Linked DNA regions of Homo sapiens: region 2 is linked to region 1. A link is a loop called in an ENCODE intact Hi-C map of the cell type or tissue named here. Cell type or tissue: PC-3. All regions are shown on one strand. Each heading gives the region's core, and the rest is flanking DNA. Links, peaks and the distances in the headings are about the cores only. Region 1 has its middle 11 kb from the start of LINC02860. Region 2 overlaps LINC02981 (long intergenic non-protein coding RNA 2981).

The links. A loop is a pair of places that touch in the nucleus more often than their neighbours do. Peaks named below come from ENCODE experiments on the same cell type or tissue, not always from the same donor. Only the 100,000 strongest peaks of a DNase experiment are listed, where the experiment ranks them.
Region 2: a loop joins it to region 1, with 4 times the contacts of the local background. A loop is called at or near these places in 4 of 110 quality-filtered maps.

The regions. Positions count from the first base shown.
Region 1 is chr7:26,647,389-26,650,199 of GRCh38, reverse strand. No RefSeq gene overlaps it. Among named protein-coding and RNA genes, the nearest start is that of LINC02860, 11 kb to the right of the region's middle. In PC-3, for the core only: no CTCF peak of the experiment used is centred there; a DNase peak (open chromatin) is centred at 1,319; H3K4me3 peaks cover 461 bases; H3K27ac peaks cover 1,457 bases.
Region 2 is chr7:26,506,846-26,509,656 of GRCh38, reverse strand. All of the region lies in intron 4 of LINC02981 (long intergenic non-protein coding RNA 2981), which reads right to left. Among named protein-coding and RNA genes, the nearest start is that of KIAA0087, 31 kb to the left of the region's middle. RefSeq lists enhancers at 413-913, 914-1,414. In PC-3, for the core only: a CTCF peak has its summit at 1,826; a DNase peak (open chromatin) is centred at 456; H3K4me3 peaks cover 939 bases; H3K27ac peaks cover 726 bases.

The DNA of each region.
Region 1 (2,811 bases), core at 250-2,749:
CTTAGTAAACCCTTCCCAATGTGTTCTGCTTCTGAGATGCATCTAATACTGTGAGAGACTAAAACGGTGGTGAGTGGAGGAGCTGGTTAAGGTGTTTAACCCAAGTCTCCCTATGCCATGCCTGTTGGATTGGTGCCTCCTTTGGGTGATGAGGCAAGGGCGGCCCGTCCACTGCCTGAAGTTTCTAATCCAGTTGTATACTTTCTTGAACTTACACCATTGAAAAATATCAAGGTCAGAACATGATTGAAGAACCTTTTTCCTCTCTTTTAAGTTACCACATTTATATATTGTTTTGCACTGAAGAAGGTTCTCTTAAAAATGAGGTTGAGATCCCTAAAGAAATTGCTTCAATCAGCAGCAGGGCTTAATGACTGTTAATGGGAAGTGGAGATAGGATAGTAAGTGTTACTTTGATTAATAAGAGAACGGCAGAGAATTTAAATTGTGCCACTGATGGATTATTTTCTTCAAGCTTGATAAGCACTTCTCATTTGTTCTTAAATTTGGTCAATACTGTTAAAGGCAGCAAAATGAAGTATAATTAATTCTATTACGGCTACTCAGACCAAGTGTTACTAAGAAACAGATTATGATGCCAACAACAGTGGGAGTCACAGTGCTGACAGTTTGATTCTTTGAATACCTGTCATCGCTTATTAGCCTGAAAGAATGAACAAAATAATTCTGTATTCTGATTTTGAGATACCTAAAACCATTTTTTTCCATCTGTGTGTGTTCCACTGACCATAGTACAGGAAATATCAGTAAGATGATCAACTGACACTAAAATTATCCTGTATTGGAAGTATAGAGAGTAAATAAAAGATTGAGCTAATATATCAGTGAAAACATTAAGAGCTGATGCTCATTTTGAATTAATCACTAAGAAAATGGGATATTGATTTGATGTTGAATGGCTGTTGAAAGCTTTACATATTTCCTCTTTTCCAAAGATTCTGCCCCATATTAATAAGCCATGCTTTTTACTTTTCCTATTAAATTTATTCGGAACTGTTGATATGCAGATGACATTTAGAGCAAAGATACTTTATTTTAGTAGACAATTTTATTTGCTATGAATGCTAATGCCTAGGACACTAGACAGACCCTTTCCCTTGTTTTCTGCAAACAGCAGGATGCATCAATATTTTCAGAATAGGCTTTTTTTCTTGACCCCTTTAAAATCTATCCCTATCTATTTATTTAAGAGATACAAATCACTCTATAAGTTATGCTAAAAGTCATGGCTGAATGTGGGCTGATACATACAAGGTCTTACCTACTAGTTTTTAGCTTCTTAATTCAGTGACTCTTAGCCTGGCAGTTCATACTCTGAGTCATCTCTACGTAATTCAAGGAGTGCTTGCATGCCTTAAAATGAAAGAGATTAATTCCACTTTATTTTTTGAAAGAAAATATGCAATACATCAGTTCTGTTTCACAGAAACCACTAAATAACAGCAGGATTTTACAACTTCAGAAAAACTGGGCCTCAGACTGAACATGTGTCCTTCTGTTCACTGTTTCTAATTCCAAGTGTTGCGTTTCTTCCAAGTGTATAAAGTTACTAGGTGAGTAATCTAGGGTTAATATAAAATCTAAGTATGGTTGGTTAGTAGTGCAGTTATAAAGTTTCTCTGAAGTTCTAATTCCATTAATAAAAAATGTAAACCTTATCTGTTATGAATTGAGAACCAATTCTTTTGCCCAGATGTCCCATAAACATAATTTCCAAAGATGGGAAAATTATAGGAAAAACACTTCAGACCAGAATGTGAAAGTCAAGCCATGCTAGAAGAGCTTGTCTGCAGAGCATGTCTTTGGAGACAGAATCCAGGGTATGAGAAGGTGCCCTGAGCCATCAGACTGCCAGTAGCCCTAGTTCCGGGGGTACTTCTGCTACTGCACAGCGCAGAACGACCTTGGGCCAGCCTCTTGATCCCCGTGAGACTAAGTTTCCTCCTCTGTAAGGTTAAGGGTTGGCGCAACTGATCTCCCAGGTTCTTTCACCCCTAAAAACACTGGTCTTTGAGTAAAGCTCGTGCATAAGATATTCAGATGATCCTTTTAAAGCTGTTTGCTCAAAACGATGTGGTCTGTGGTCTGTATAGACACTAGAAAGGCCTGCTATGCTTCAAGCTCGTGTTCTCCCAGTGTGGATAATAATTCATTCTTCAGATGTTAAGTGGCCCCCACCACATACCAGGCCTGTGCTCCATGCAGGACATGAGGAACCCAGGCTTGTTTCTGCCCCCAGGGAGCTTCCTCACTGAGGGTGGGGGAGGCAAATGACAAGTGCACACACCAGCATGTAACAGAAAAGATTCCTTCAGATAAGTCCACTGAAGAAATGCAAGCCAAGAAATGTGATCAAATATGGTCAGAGAAGGGCTCTCTGACAATGGGAAACTGAGAGAGAAAAAACTAACCAGCAGAGGCAGGTGAGGGGAGATGGAAAGGGTAATTCAGCCTTCCTTGCCTGAGTGCAGAAAGAAGCATGACATGCATCTGCATTGTCTTAACACCTGGTCAGTTTTTCTTTCTTTCTTTCTTTTTTTTTTTTTTTGAGACAGAGTTTTGCTCTTGTCACCCAGGCTGGAGTTGCAGTGGCACGATCTCGGCTCACTGCAACCTCGGCCTATCGGGTTCAAGCGATTTTCCTGCCTCAGCCTCCTGAGTAACTGGCATTACAGGCACCTGCTACCACACCCGACTAATTTTTGGTTTTTTTAGTAGAGATGGGGTTTCACCATGTTGGCCAGGCTGGTCTTGAACTCCTGACTTCAGGTGATCCATCCACCTCGGCTT
Region 2 (2,811 bases), core at 295-2,794, 140 kb after region 1:
AGGCCGAGGCGGGGGCATCACGAGGTCAGGAGATCGATACCATCCTGGCTAACACAGTGAAACCCCGTCTCTACTAAAAATACAAAAAATTAGCTGGGCGTGGTGGCCGGCGCCTGTAGTCCCAGCTACGCAGGAGGCTGAGGCAGAAGAATGGCGTGAACTCGGAAGGCAGAGCTTGCAGTGAGTCGAGATCTCGCCACTGCACTCTGGCCTGGGCGACAGAGTGAGACTACGTCTCAAAAAAAAAAAAAAAAGATTTAGTTAAATGCTATTTGAGATAGATCAACGAAGGGAGCATGTTCAGGACATTTAAAAAAGTAAAAATAACCCTGAAAAAAAACTGCCTATGTGTGTGTACACCCTTACCAGCACCCAAGCTCTCGGAGAGCTGAGGCTGTGCCTGACTTAGGCTTGTCTGCCCAGCGCCTGACATATAATAGGTTCTCAACACAGGTCACTGAATAAACAAAAGAATCAATGAATGAGGGAATGAGATCAGCTTTTTATGGGGCAGCACCAGAAAAAGAAACAGAGCTTCAGGAATATCAGTGCCTTCTTCAGAGGGGCTGTTTATTTGCATTCACCATAGTTACCAAGTGGTCCTTCCCTTCGATGAAAGAGTAACTTGGATAGAACCAGGAAGCTCTCACTGCCCTTGGGGGTGGGCAGAATCTCAGCAGAGGGGCTCCTGCATTCCTGCGTTAGTTCCCGTCTGGCTCCACTGCTTTACCTGCCTTTGCCTCCATTTTCCGAACTGTCCGTTACAGCATTTCGGTGCAGACTCACTGAGCTAATAATGCCTCCACAATCTTAGGTGTGCCAGAAAAAAATTCTCATAACTCAACTCATTTTCTATGAAAAGACGGCACAGCAGGCAGCCAGCTCACCCCACTCAGTCTGCAATGTCGCTGCCCGAGGGTCTACATTCTTGCCCAAATGGTCCATCTGGACCTGGCTGCTCTGGCTCTGAACCATGCAGGTGGCAGGAGTCTCTGTGGGGATTCCCCAGGCCACTCCCTGTCTGGGCTGTGGTACCTGCAGGCAGTCCCTCTGCCTAGGAAAGCAGGTGCACGGCCCCACCCTCGCCCTCCATCCTGTCTGCTCACATCGCCTCTCACGAAAAATTCTTTCTCATCTGAGGAGCGAAGCCTTTTCTTGTTTCTCCCAAACATTTGCCCATGACCCCACATCCTCTACACTCTATCCCATTTGTCCCCAGAGGTGATCGACACAGCTGCTTAAAAAGGAAGACAGAGTAAAGAGAAATGTCTGGGGCCAAAAGAACTACGGAGAAATGTTAACTTTTTTTTTTTTTTTTTTTTTTTTTTTGAGACGGAGTCTCGCTCTGTGACCCAGGCTGGAGTGCAGTGGTGCGATCTCCGCTCACTGCAAGCTCTGCCTTCCGGGTTCACGCCATTCTCCTGCCTCAGCCTCCTGAGTAGCTGGGACTACAGGTGCCCGCCACCACGCCCGGCTAATTTTTTTGTATTTTTAGTAGAGACAGTGTTTCACCGTGTTAGCCAGGATGGTCTCGATCTCCTGACCTCGTGATCCGCCCACCTCGGCCTCCCAAAGTGCTGGGATTACAGGCGTGAGCCACCGCGCCCGGCCGATTAACTTTATCTTAATAAGATAAAATGTCGTGAACTTGTATGTGATCAATTAATGTAAGTTATTATTATTATTATCATTATTATTATTAGAGGGGGAGCCAGAGAATGAGGAGCCCAGTTTATGATGAGAATTAGAACAAGGCTCTGCCACCATGCTGACCGCAGCAGGGGGCGCCTTCTTCCCCCTGCTGCTCAGGGAGGGAGTGCCAGCCAAGTTTCACCCATGTGACCACACTTCCATCCAAAACAATTTGAATTAATTTTGTGCATGAAATTTGGTGGGATGCAATGCCAAATGTTTAACTGAAATCAAGATGCAAACTTCCCTTCATTTACTCATTTTGTAAATGCTGTCAAAAATAAAATAAAAGCCATTAAGCTTGTCTGGCAACATTTGTCCTTTGTGCACCACGCTATTCGTCGTCACTGCCTCCCTTATCCTCTGTCTGCATGCCCCCCTCCTGCTCTCCTATATTTGTTCTGGTATATTTACAGTCCCTGGGCAGGCCCAGCACACTGTCAGCTCTACTGACTTTGCCAAGTCTAAGATCCCTTTTAGGGACTTATTTTATTTAAAGAGCACCCCATTAATGGGTTTAATGGCCTTTCAATCACTTAGTATGCATTGTCAATGAGGGAGAATCGATTTTCTGAGAATTCCTGTTCTGGGAGGAAAATAAACAGCCCTTCCTTCCCATTGCAATTTGGCCAATGAGCAGATGATGTAGAACTCAGCTCTATCCCAGACTCACAGAGCTTTTCTTGCAGCGGGCCTGCGAGTGTGCAGGCTCACCCAGCACCACACTGAGTAAAACTCACTCCTTTCTTTCTGTGTTGCTGTCTCCTTTTAAATTGTGACTTGCCAGGTTGTGGGGACACCCCGCATATGCTGCAAATGAACTTTGAATGAGCTCGACTGTTGCTCTCACAAGACTCACTTCTGGGTTTGTGCCACCCTCTTTGGTCAAGAATCAAACCATTACCCATGGAGATGTATTAGATCCTTCTGGTTCACAGTAATGGGTGGGAAAGAATGGCTGGCATTCCGAGACTCCCCCTACCTCATACACCCATCCCAGACATGAACATTTTTTGGAACACCATGGTCTTGAGTTCCAGAACCTTGAAGAAGTGATCAAACACATATCCTCTCTCTGAGGTAACCTCTAATTCCATCAATATCTGTTGATGACCTCCT